2 separate regions of the Homo sapiens genome follow, and region 2 is linked to region 1. Evidence: chromatin contacts called from ENCODE Hi-C or POLR2A ChIA-PET data. All regions are on one chromosome and are shown on one strand. The core of a region is the stretch at or near the end of the contact, and the rest is flanking DNA. Distances in the headings are between cores, read along the strand shown.

Region 1 (6,022 bases), core at 5-2,504:
AAAAACAAAAAGGACAGTAAAATAAATTACAGGAGGAGGGCAGATAATAAAGGCCAAACATTGCAAAAGAACAAACCTCAGGATCTTCACCTGGGTCTCCAGCTCCAGCAAGGAAATGAGACAGAGTGGTTTCTCAGATTAACTGTGCACTAAACTATGCACTAAACTAAAATACTAAATTGCCCTATATGAGGAAATGCGATGGAAGATAAGAAAAAAATGCCAAAAAATGTAGCAAGAGGCTACAACAGAACAAAACCTCACAGCAATGGTGAGGAAAGACAACAGAAAATCAATCAAGTGTTTTTTGCAAGGAAAAAACTTATTCAATTTTAGAAAAATCACTTTGGCATGAATGGATCAGAGCAGGACAAGCTAGGAGGCAAGAAGGCCAGTTAAGAGGTTATTGTAATTTAAGTGAAAGATGACTCAGATTCTAGAAATATTCAGGTGGTATATGTGTCAGAACTTTGTGAGCATGATTAGCCAAGGGGATTCACGAGAAAGAATAATTGCAGATAAAACAAATAACCAGGCCGGGAGCGGTGGCTTACGCCTGTAATCCCAGCACTTTGGGAGGCCGAGGTGGGCGGATCACCTGAGGTCAGGAGTTCGAGACCAGCCTGACCCACACGGAGAAACCCCATCTCTATTAAAAACACAAAATTAGCCAGGCTTGGTGGCGCATGCCTATAATCCCAGCTACTTGGGAAGGCTGAGGCAGGAGAATCGCTTGAACCTGGGAGGTGGAGGTTGCGGTGAGACGAGATCGCGCCATTGCACTCCAGCCTGGGCAACAAGAGCAAAACTCCATCTCAAAAAATAAATAAATAACCAGGTTACAAAGACTAGATGAAGTAGCAACATGTGTCAGGTTAAAATTCATTACAAGGGTTGACTATGGCCAGAATGAACTTTAAAGACATCAGATAAAGGAGCTGGCCCTAATGCCATTAATATTGATCTTTTAAAAGTTTAAAATAAATCTAATTGCCTTGAAAACTCCATTTAATTTTAACTCTGGTACAGGTAACTATGAATGTTAGTGTATGCCTTTTATTGAAAAACACTTAGACCATAATCTCTAAACCAGCATGGACACGTTCTGCAAAAAACAAACAACCCAAAAAAACTCAAAATGAATTTCCTTCTAGGTTCAACTCAAAAGCTACTTTCTCCATAACATCTGGACTTTCCTGTCTCTCCACCAGAAGCACCCAGCTTCCCTCTGACTACACAGAACCCCTTTACTCCTTGAAGGCCAAGATCAGGCCAACAATCATCTTTGTTTCCCCTTTAACAGTGACTACTCATAGAGACCATCTACAGTTCCACTTTTCACAGTTTCAGTTACCCTTGGTCAAACATGGTCTGAAAATACTAAATGAAAAACTCCAGAAATAGACAATTCATAAGGTTTTTTTGTTTGTTTTCTTTTTGAGACAGAGTCCCACTCTGTCATCCAGGTTGGAGTGTAGTGGCACAATCTCGGCTCACTGCAACCTTCGGCTCCCAAGTTCAAGCAATTCTCCTGCCTCAGCCTCCCTAGCAGCTGGGATTACAGGTGTGCACCACCATGCCCAGCAAATTTTTTTGTATTTTTAGTAGAGATGGGGGTTTCACCATGTTGGCCAGCCTGGTCTCGAACTCCTGACCTCAAATGATACGCCCTCCTTGGCCTCCCAAGGTGCTGGGATTACAGGCATGAGCCATCATGCCTGGCATTTTTTTTTTTTTTTTTTTTTTTAAACAGAGTCTCCCTCTGTCACCCAGGCTGGAATGCAGTGGTGCAATCCCAGTTCACTGCAACCTCCGCCTCCCGGGTTCAAGTGATTCTCGTGCCTCAGCCTCCCGAGTACCTGGGATTACAGGCACATGCCACTATGCCTGCTTAATTTTTGTACATTTTGTAGAAATGAGGTTTGGCCATGTTGGTCAGGCTGGTCTCTAACTCCTGAGCTCAAGTCAGTGACCTGCCTCGGCCACCCAAAGTGCTGGAACTGCAGGCATGAGCCATCGCATCCAGCCAACAATTCATAAGTTTTAAAATGCACGCTATTCTGAGTATTGCGATGAAATCTCCAGCCCTTCTGCCCAGAATATGAATCAATCCTTTGTCCAGAGCATCCACATTGTCTATGCTTCCTACCTAATAGTCACTTAGTATCCATCTCAGTGATCAAATCAACCTTCAGTTTTGCAGTGTTTGTTTTCAAGTAACCCTTATTTTACTTAACAATGGCCCTAAACCACAAGAGTAGTGACGTTGGCAATTCAGTTATGCCAAAGAGAAGCTGTGTTTCCTTCAAGTGAAAAAGATTAAAGTTCTCAGTTTATTAATGAACAAAATCATTACGCTGAGGTTGCTAAAACTATATTAAGAACAAATCTTCTATCTGTGAAACTGTGAAGGAGGAAAAAAAAATTCATGCTAGTATTGTTATTGTACTTCAGACTGCAAAAGCTATGGCCACAGCACATGGTAAGTGCTTAGTTAAGATGGAAAAGGCATGAAATTTGTGGGTAGAAGACACAAACAGAAATTTATTCTGAATGATGGCAATCCAGTTTGGTACTACCCTCAGTTTCAGGCACCCACTGGGGGTCTTGGAACAGATCCCCAAGGATAAGGGGAACTACTGTATCTTCAATTCTAAGGTTTTCTTGAAATAAGGAAATTAAAATATAATATGTGTTGAGAATATACAACATTGTACAGAATGAATTACTGATGTGGTGGCTCACGCCTGTAATCCCAACACTTTGGGAGGCAGAAACGGGCGGATCATCTGAGGTCAGGAGTTCAAGAACAGCCTGGCCAACACGGTGAAACCCAGTCTCTACTAAAAATACAAAAATTAGCCAGGCATGGTGGTGGGCACCTGTAATCCCAGCTACTCAGGAGGCTGAGGCAGGAGAATTGCTTGAACCCAGGGGACAGAGGTTGCAGTGAGCCAAGATCACACCACTTCACTCCAGCCTGGGCGGAAGAGCAAGACTCTATCTCAAAAAATAAAAATAAAAATAAAATAGATGTTTTTAATGTGGATGAACCTTGAAGACATTTTGCAAAGTAAAATAAGCCAGACATGAAGGACAAACATTGTATGTTTCCGGCCGGGTGCGGTGGCTCATGCCTGTAATCCCAGCACTCTAGGAGGTTGAGACAGGCCAATCACTTGAGGTTAGGACTTGGAGACCAACCTGGCTAACATGGTGAAACCCTGTCTCTGCTAAAAATACAAAAATTAGCCGAGCATGGTGGTGGGCACCTGTAATCCCAGCTACTCGGGAGGCCGAGGCAGGGTAATTGCTTGAACCTGGGCGGCAGAGGTTTCAGTGAGCTGAGATCATGCCACCGCACTCCAGCCTGGGTGACAGAGCAAGACTCTGCCTCCAAATAAATAAATATTTCTACTAATGGGCTCCAATAGAATAAAATTCTAGTAAATGAATGTCCTCTTGGCCTTGAGTATAACAGATTTAACTTGGTTCAGATACTCTTTGCATAACCCAACACAAATTATATCCCAATCTAATTACTATAGACTCTAGCAAATTTATAACCATGGGAAACATATTTGTTTGCATAACCTGGAACTGAGAATTGTTCACATAATCCAGGATTCATAATCTGGGATCCAATGATTAGACAGTTGCCCTCTCCTGGTGAGTTTTAACACTGCAGTCTACTCAACCAAATACTAGACTCAAATTACAGTCCTCATATAGAAATCACTGGCAAATGAGTCAGGTGGGGAATGCCCAGGCATGGAAGGGTTTCTAGAGGTGGACAAAGCAAATAGCAGAGAAAATACAAAAGCGGGGATAGGTGAGGAAGAAGGGAGAAATCATTCAAATAAATCAGTAAAATATTATTATTAAAATTAAATCACCTACCAGAGATTACAATGATTCTCTTTCTATATCATCCTCTCAGCTCCGCCACTTTCAAGATACAGTCTTGGGAAAGTTCTCTCTGTGCCCCAATTTCCTTATGTATAAAATGGGAATAATATTGCCTACCCCATCGTGCTACTGTGAGGATCAAATGAGGTAACACATGTAAAAACTCACTGTTTAGCACAAAGTAAGCCATCAGCAGTATTTGTTACTCAGAACATCAGTCGGCTTAAGCATCGCTTCACCCATTCATGCTCCCATCTCCTGGCATTGGTCAAGTTCCTATGCCAAGTGCTCTCACTGAGCTGTGTTTTTGTTTATCATCACATTTCTCAATCTCACAACACATTTCTATTTCATGTGATTCTATCTGCTAGGCTGTAAGTTCCATGAAGGCAGGAACTATACCTGGTTTTGCTCATCCTGCATTCCCAGCGTTCAGTGAAGTGCGTAGTACTTGATGATCAATGAAATTGTAGTAAAATTCCTACTAATTTTTTTAATAATAGTATTTAGTACTAATACAAGTTGAATTGTGCCATTCGCCAAAAAAGATATGTTGAAGTCCTAAACCCCAGGTATCTTTAGCATGTGACTTTATTTGGAAGTAGGGTTGTTGCAGATGTAATTAGCTAAACTAACACAGGCATACTGGAGTAAAGTGGACCCTGCCTCATATGACTGACATTCTTATAAGACAAAACAAAAACATGGACACTGACAGAGGCAGCGACTGGAGTGACGCAGCTCAAACCAAGGAACACCATCAACTGACGGCCACCACCAGAAGCTGGGAAGAGGCAAGGACAGCCTCCCCCACTACAGGTTCTGGAGTGAGTATGGTTCTGCTGACCCCTTGATTTTGGAACTTTAGTCTCTAGAACTGTGAGACTGTTTATTTCTGTCATTTAAACCACCTAGTTTGCGGTACTGTGTGATAGCAGCCCTGGGAATCTAGTACGAGTACCAACCTGAAGGCTTTGCTTGCTATAGTGAAGTTATGTATATTGATTTTTCTTCCCATGTCAGAAAAATTGTTTATAGATAATCCATTTTTAAAAGAAACTATTAGGATTGGCTTTTCTCCCCCTTTCTCAGTAACTTCTTAACTGTTTTATTCCACTTAGACATGTCCAAAATTCCAATCATATAATATGTCAAAAGTGCCTTGTTATTTTTTCTTCTTTATTCACAGTGCTCTTTCTGGCAATGAACACAACTAAGTCCTATATAAGTGTTCATTAACAAACCAAGCACAAAAATTATTAATGGATCAAAATTTGAGTGAGCTACACATCTAAAATAGTACCTTTTAATGATGAGAAGAGCATTTCTATAATATACTTTAAAACTTGGGATATAAACTCACCTTTCACCCATGATATAGGAGAGAATAGTAAATAGTTTATGTTTTTGTTCCTCTTCACATCTTAGAAGTTGTTAAAATTCTTAGTTCACCACAGCAGTCTAATTTAATAAATCCGAGAGGTTTGTGATTCAAAAAGAAAAACCTTTTGTGATTGCTACATTTCAGTATGAAGTGTCTAAGATGCATTTTTGTATAAACAAAGTATCTAATTGCCTCCCATTATCTTTAGCGAATAGACATAATCTTCCAGTGAAAATGGCTGAGGTGGGGATATGACTCACTGCCAGTGTCTGTGCTTCCTCAGCCCTCACAGGGAAGCAGTCAGCCATCTCCAATGCCATCTCCTCACGCTGGATTATATGCATGCTTCCCAAAATTTTGAACTGTTAACATGATTTATAAAAACTGTCTTGGCAGACAAGCTAAAACCTACTTTAACTGGAAATGTGACAGAGTCAAGACTCTTGCATATTCCCAAAAACTCATAAAAAACAACTGATGGAACAAGTTATACCCATTTAATCCTTGGTAGATAATGCTGTCTGAAAGGCTGTTCCCATGTATACCTGGAAGGGTCAGTTACAGGGGCATGAAGATCAAGGCCCTCAGAGAATAGCAGACTCTCCAATTTAACTAAGTGTAGGTTCTGAATAAAAGAATAGTGGAAATACAGGAAAGGTACCTTATATAGAAAGGAGAACTCACCAAGATAAAACCTTGAATATTTAAGAGAACTAGGATACAGCTAAA
Region 2 (6,017 bases), core at 1,986-4,485, 260 kb before region 1:
GAAAAATAAATACAACCTTTCAGGATGCTTTGCAAATGTAGGGATTTTGTCACTAATAGAAGTCTTTGAAATACATATCTGGAATGACAGCAATAGTCAGTCAGTGTGTGCTTCAGGATGAATTTATGACCTGAATTTGGTTTCCCATGCTTTCTTTAACACTGTGCTACTATGGCAAAGTTATCATTTCTTTTTTTTAACACCTAACCATTTTTCTGGTGGATGGCTTCCTATGTCCCCCTCCCCCCAGCTCTTTCCCCACAGCCCATAAAAGGTTTTCAGGAGATTAGGCAATCCCCAAAACTGCCAATGATAGTATTTTGCTAATTCTATAAATATTTCTGTAGACTTCACTCCAGTGAGACATAATTTCAGCAGTTGGAGTAATGGGCTTTCCTGCTGTTGCGTGCATTCAGATCGAAAGCTCTCTGACTTGCTGCGCAATTACTCCTATGTTTCTGCATTTCTGCTTCGTGACATTCTGTCATTAGTCTTCCCTGCACCAGGGTGTGAGGTTGTAGGGAATGGAATGTAAACATTGTCATTCTGAGATGAGCTGCCCGAAAGTTCAGCAGTGAAAATAGCAAGAATAAGTTTCCTTCCAGAACCTGGCAAAGCCATTTTGATTTGTTTGTGAACCCAGGTGGGGCTTGTTTATTGACAAACTGTGATTCTTCAGATCACCAGGTGATGTTTACAAAATGTAATGTTAAATCCCTCCATACCTCTTTAAAAATGTGTCCCCATATTTGCAAGTTTCTCAGAGAAAGGGCCACATAGTTAAGCAGCTGCTGGTTTGAAATGTAAAGTACTTAGAAAGTACCTAAGGAAAAGAGCTTTATAATAAATTTTTTAATCAAAATTTTGAACTCACCTTGTGCAGCTTTGCTCACGGGGCATGTTCAGCTCATGACTAATGGTCACTCTTACTTGACTTTGCCTATTTTCTTCCCTACTTCATTTCCCCCATGCATTGTACCTTTAAATTGTCCCGCTCTAATTTGGTATCTCTTGACTTCTGCTTCAAACTTTTAGTTGTTTCCGAAGCATGCTAAGCAAAGTCTGTGTTTAGCTCCTGACCGAGGCTTGGTGTTGACTGTGGGACATACTTACAGAATAGCAGCTCTACTGCTAGGTGTGTGTGTGTGTGTGTGTGTGTGTGTGTGTGTGTGTGTGTGTGCGCGCGCGCGCGCGCGAGTGCGCACATGTGCATGCATGAGGGACAGAAAGAGACATCTTGTTTTTTTTTAGACTCTAGCTTCCAGGAGGTCAGGAAAAATAGTGGCTCTAGTTTAATTAACATCCTGTTTTAGCACCAGTTACAGGGTCATTACCACAGTAAATGTTAGATGTTAGACTTTATCTCTTCTCCATCAGAATTTCACTTTCCACAGGATACTGTATTTCTTTCAGGCTAATCTATATTTTAATGGCTTCTAAATTGTCAATTGAGATGGTAATTAGTTCTAATTTAGTGATAATGCTGTGAACATGGAGTAAGAAGCTAATTGACATGGCATGCTACCAACTAGAATTTTATGAACTAAAACTTCTTATCTCTTGCACAACAGTGAGTGTTCTCATTATAAAGGTGCCATTCAGGAAGGGAGAGTGGCTTTGCCCACAGGTGTTCGGTACCTTGTGGATACGTTGCTGATTGCTAGGTGATGGCCAACTTTGACTTTCCAAGTCGAACGGGTCTCCCTTAAACCTGCTTTTGGAAACTTGTACTAAAAACCCCTCCTATATGCATATTTAGTTAGGACATGTTTGTTTCCAGTTGCGTTTGTTTTTCCTACTAGATATAAGGAATTCCTATGGAGGCTGAGGGATATACAAGCAGGAGAACAGCAATTCTCTGTTCAACACATCTGGATTCTGGTAGAATAGCAATACATTCACTGAAAAGTTCTTAATAGTTTACAGAAGACTTGCACATATGTGACTTCATTTGATCTCATAATTGAAGTCAGGGCAGGCATTATTATACCCATTTTAGAGCTGAAGAAACAGAAGTTCAGGGAAGTTAAATAGTTTGTCCGTGATTATTTGACTGGGTAAGTGGGAGAGCCAAGCCAAGGACTGGAGTCTTCTGACTCTTGCTTCAGGGTTTTTCTCCCAATTACATCTTATTTCTCTGACCTGTTCATCCATATAATCTTATTCTGTAATTCTAAGCAATTGCTATTTCCTTAAAAATTCGGAAAAATTACATAACTATAACTCAACTAACTCATTACCTTTTTACATCCAACCCCCAGACTCTGGAATTAAATTTTCCTTCAGTACTTACCCTACCCTAGCTCAAGCTCAGAAAAACTGTCTTGGAAAAAGAGGTAAAAAGGACAGAAAGTAAAGAGAATCAGATTGAGGGGTGCTTCTGACTTTTTTTTTAAAGAAATTTTGTCATACAACTCCCCTAAGATGTGAGTCCTAAGGTTAACCAGAGTAGTTTTTCAAAGACGCAGCTTGTCCGTTACATTTGCTGCTCCGTGGCTGATCCTGTCCTGGACTAGCCTACCAGAACGTTCTTTAGCCCATTCATTAGATGATCTAGCTCCTGAATATCTAGCACACAGACAGTCTTAATCCCTGATTTGTGTTTGTGTATGTGTTTGACTCTGATTTGCCTTTCAGATAGATTCCTTAGAAGCTCTACCAGAATGTGGACAGGAAAACAGTGGTGTGAGACCCTAACAAGTCAGCTCAGCTTTTTGTCAGCGGCTGTTACTGCCTGGGCAGGGTAGAAGTCATTGTTGAAGATGAGGTCTTTCGGTTACCAGGCAGTTTTTTACATCCTTCCTTGCCCTCCTCCTGCTCCTTTAAACCAGTGGGAGATGAGAAAGCCGAAGCTTTATCTGTGTCTCTCTGTTAGTTTATTTGTAAACTGCAGGTCAAAAAGTAATATTATGTATAAAATCCAGACTAGACAATTGCTCGTTTCATGCAGAGAGGGTTTTAAAGGAAATCAGCTGACTTCCTGACTTGCTGAATGAAGTGTGAGTTTTAGTTTCTGTCCTGTTAGGAAATGACATGTGAATAGAGTTCTTGTATAAGCAGGCTTTTATTTTTGTCAATGGTTGGAAATTTGGGAAAAAGAGAAGAGAGGTCTGTTTATTTTAGCATATCAAGATTCATTTCTGTGGCACACACGCAGAAATGGGTATTTCTGAGTCTTGGTGGTCTCGGGCCTTGAAATTCCATTTCCTCTCCTCTCCTTCTCCCAGAGTTGTTGGATTGCCATAGCAACATGACTCCTCCCCCACAACCCTGTAAGAGTAACTGGTTACAGATTTAGCAGCAAGTCAGGCCGAGATCAAAATCCAAATATAGGGCCCTGATCACAGAAGGTGGGAGGACTGAGGCCGAAGACTGCTCTGTGTCCCTTCCTGGGGCTGCATGTGAAGTGACAGGCGCTTTGCCCGGACGGTCTAGGTGGTGCTGCTTGGAGACTCCGCCGGCCTTCATGAGCATCACTGCCATGTCACAGAGGGGTCTGCACCAAGGAAGGGAATTGAATAATGGCATGGATGAAGAATATTTACTGCAGCAGTATAACTCTGCATCAGATGAAATTGCTGATGCTCTGAAAGTCAAGCATGAGACTATTGGGGAAGCAGCTATGGAAATAGGCCTTCAGTAGGTGCTATAAAAATAAAGCATGCTCTGTCCCCAAGAATGCTTCCTAGGGGAGTCTTTGGGATGCTGAAAATGGTGATAATCATATCAACAATTGCTCATGTTGATTGAGTACTTAGTGTGTACCAGGCATTGTACTAAGTACTTGATAACTCATTTAATCCTCCTAACAACCGTTTGACCTATGTGCTGCTATTTTACAGATAAGGAAACTGAGGCACTGGGAAGTTAATGAACTGCCTCAAAGTTATGTAGCTTGTAAGTGGCTGAGCTGGGATTTGAACCTCTACAGTGTGGCTCCTTAATCCAGGTTCTTCATTCTCATAGTATTGTCTCTAATGGATCTGTATGGGCTCATAAATAGGGTGTTCAAGGAACCTTAACTGTAGTTTTGGTTTTTTTTTAAACACAAATATTGTTACAGGTTGAATTGTGTCCTGCCTCCCCCAGAATGTCAAAGTTCTAACCTCCAGTAGTTATGAATGTGACCTTCTTTGGAAATAGGGTCTTTGCAGATGTAGACAAGTTAAAATGAAGTTATGACGTGATGGTGGGCCCTAATCCAATGTGACTGGGTATCCCTATAAGAAGCCGACAATGCCATATGAAGAGAGACACACAGGAAGAGCACCAGGTATTAATAATCACAGAGGCAGAGATTAGAGTGAGGCAGCTGCAAGCCAAGCAATGCCCAGGATTGACGGCCACCACCAGAAGCTTGGAAGAGGCAACGACAGATTCTACTTAGTGTCTCAGGGAGAGCATGGCCCTGCTGACACATCTTGATTTCAGACAACCTGATTTGTTTTCAGAACTGTGAGAATAAATTTCTGTTGTTTTAAGTTACCCAGTTTGTGGTATTTTACAGTCATCCTAGGAAGCTAATACAAATATGTTTTTATTGTACCAGATTCAATCAGTAAGCCCCAGTATGGCATACAGAGTGATACATGAATATTTCGTTTTATCTGTCCCTTCCCATCTTATTGGTAACTGCTAATGACAGTTTATCTCCTTTCTATGCATGTATATTTATGTTAGTTTTTATATAATGAACCTATATTATATTCATTTTCTGCTATTCTTTTTTTTCTTTAAAGCTTACTGGTATATTCTGGAGATCTCTAAGTATTTGGCTTAAAAATTTTTTTTTCAATTGCGGTAAAATACAGTTTATCAACTTGGCCATTTTTAAGTGTACAGTTCAGTGGTATGAAGTGCATTCACATTGTTATGCAGCCATTACCACCATCCATCTTTAGAACTCTTTTAATCTTGCAAAAATGAAACTGTGTGTGTATATTAAACAATCACGCCCCATTACTTCCTTCCCCTGGCACCCACTGTTCTATTTTCTGTCTGTATGAATTTGACTCTTCTAGATACCTCATATAAGTGGAATCATACAGGACTTATCCCTTTGTGTCTGGTTTATTTCATTAGCATAATGTCCTCAAGCATCATCATGTTGTAGCATGTGTCAGAATCTTCTTCCTTTTGGAGGTTGAATAATATTCCATTGTATGTATATATGTCATTTTGTTTACCCACTCATCTATCAGTGGACACTTGGGTTGCTTCCACCCTTTGGCTATTGTGAATAATGCTGCTATGAACAGGGGTTTACAAAGATCTCTTTGAAATCCTACTTTCAATTATTTTGGGTATATATCGAGAAGTGGAATTGCTGGATCATATGGTGATTCTATTTTTAATATTTTGAGGAACTGCCATACTGTTTTCCATAGCAGCTGCATCATTTTACATTCCCACTAGCAATGCACAAGGGTTCCAATTTCTCCATATCCTTGCCAACCCTTGTTATTTTCTGTCTTGTTTTTTAATAGTAGCCATCCCAATGAATATGAGATGATATTGCATTGTGGTTTTAATTTGCATTTCCCGAATGATGGGTGATGTTGGCCATCGTCCCATGTGCTTATTAGCCATTTGTATATCTTCTTTGGAGAAATGTTCATTCAGGTCCTTTCCCAATTTTTAAAATCAGATTGTATTTTGTTGTTGCATTGTAGGAGTTCTTTATATATTCTGAGTATTAACCCCTTATCAGATATACGTATGAGTCTTTAGCTTTTAAGCTGTTGTTTCTCTCTGCACCAGCTGAGAATGCTTTGGTGGTGGTGGTCATGGGGATATTGTATTCTCATTATCAGGCTTCTAGTGATAGGTTGTATCAAGGGGTATTTCACTATGGTGAGTTTTCTAACAGAGGAAGCAACATGTATTAGTCAGGGTTCTCCAGAGAAAAAGAGCCAATAGGATGTGTGTATGCATATATGTGTATATTTTATAATAAATATAATGTAACTACATATTTATAATTACATAGCTATATTTATTACACATATAATAAATCT

What was found. Hi-C counts contacts between places; a loop is a spot of excess contacts on that map. ChIA-PET counts read pairs that join two places held with the same protein, here RNA polymerase II (POLR2A). Pooled maps may share reads with other maps.
Region 2: a loop to region 1 is called in a map with no recorded cell type, with 2.0 times the contacts of the local background. The contact joins two enhancer-like sites. A Hi-C loop is called at or near these places in 1 of 37 single-sample maps with no recorded cell type and 6 of 50 pooled maps. POLR2A ChIA-PET finds 5 or more read pairs at or near these places in 1 of 52 experiments (activated naive CD8-positive, alpha-beta T cell).

What each region holds. Positions count from the first base shown.
Region 1 is chr14:54,889,682-54,895,703 of GRCh38, forward strand. All of the region lies in intron 1 of GCH1 (GTP cyclohydrolase 1), which reads right to left. Among named protein-coding and RNA genes, the nearest start is that of GCH1, 10 kb to the right of the region's middle. RefSeq lists an enhancer at 1,033-1,282. Within about 2 kb of position 1,255, at least 3 of the 41 ENCODE cell types and tissues checked have a DNase peak (open chromatin) inside an H3K27ac peak, as active enhancers do.
Region 2 is chr14:54,624,881-54,630,897 of GRCh38, forward strand. The region is part of intron 2 of SAMD4A (sterile alpha motif domain containing 4A); the gene reads left to right. LOC112268133 (a long non-coding RNA gene) reads left to right here. Exons shown (of 2, transcript XR_002957606.2): 2 at 1-6,017. Among named protein-coding and RNA genes, the nearest start is that of SAMD4A-AS1, 60 kb to the right of the region's middle. Within about 2 kb of position 3,236, at least 26 of the 41 ENCODE cell types and tissues checked have a DNase peak (open chromatin) inside an H3K27ac peak, as active enhancers do.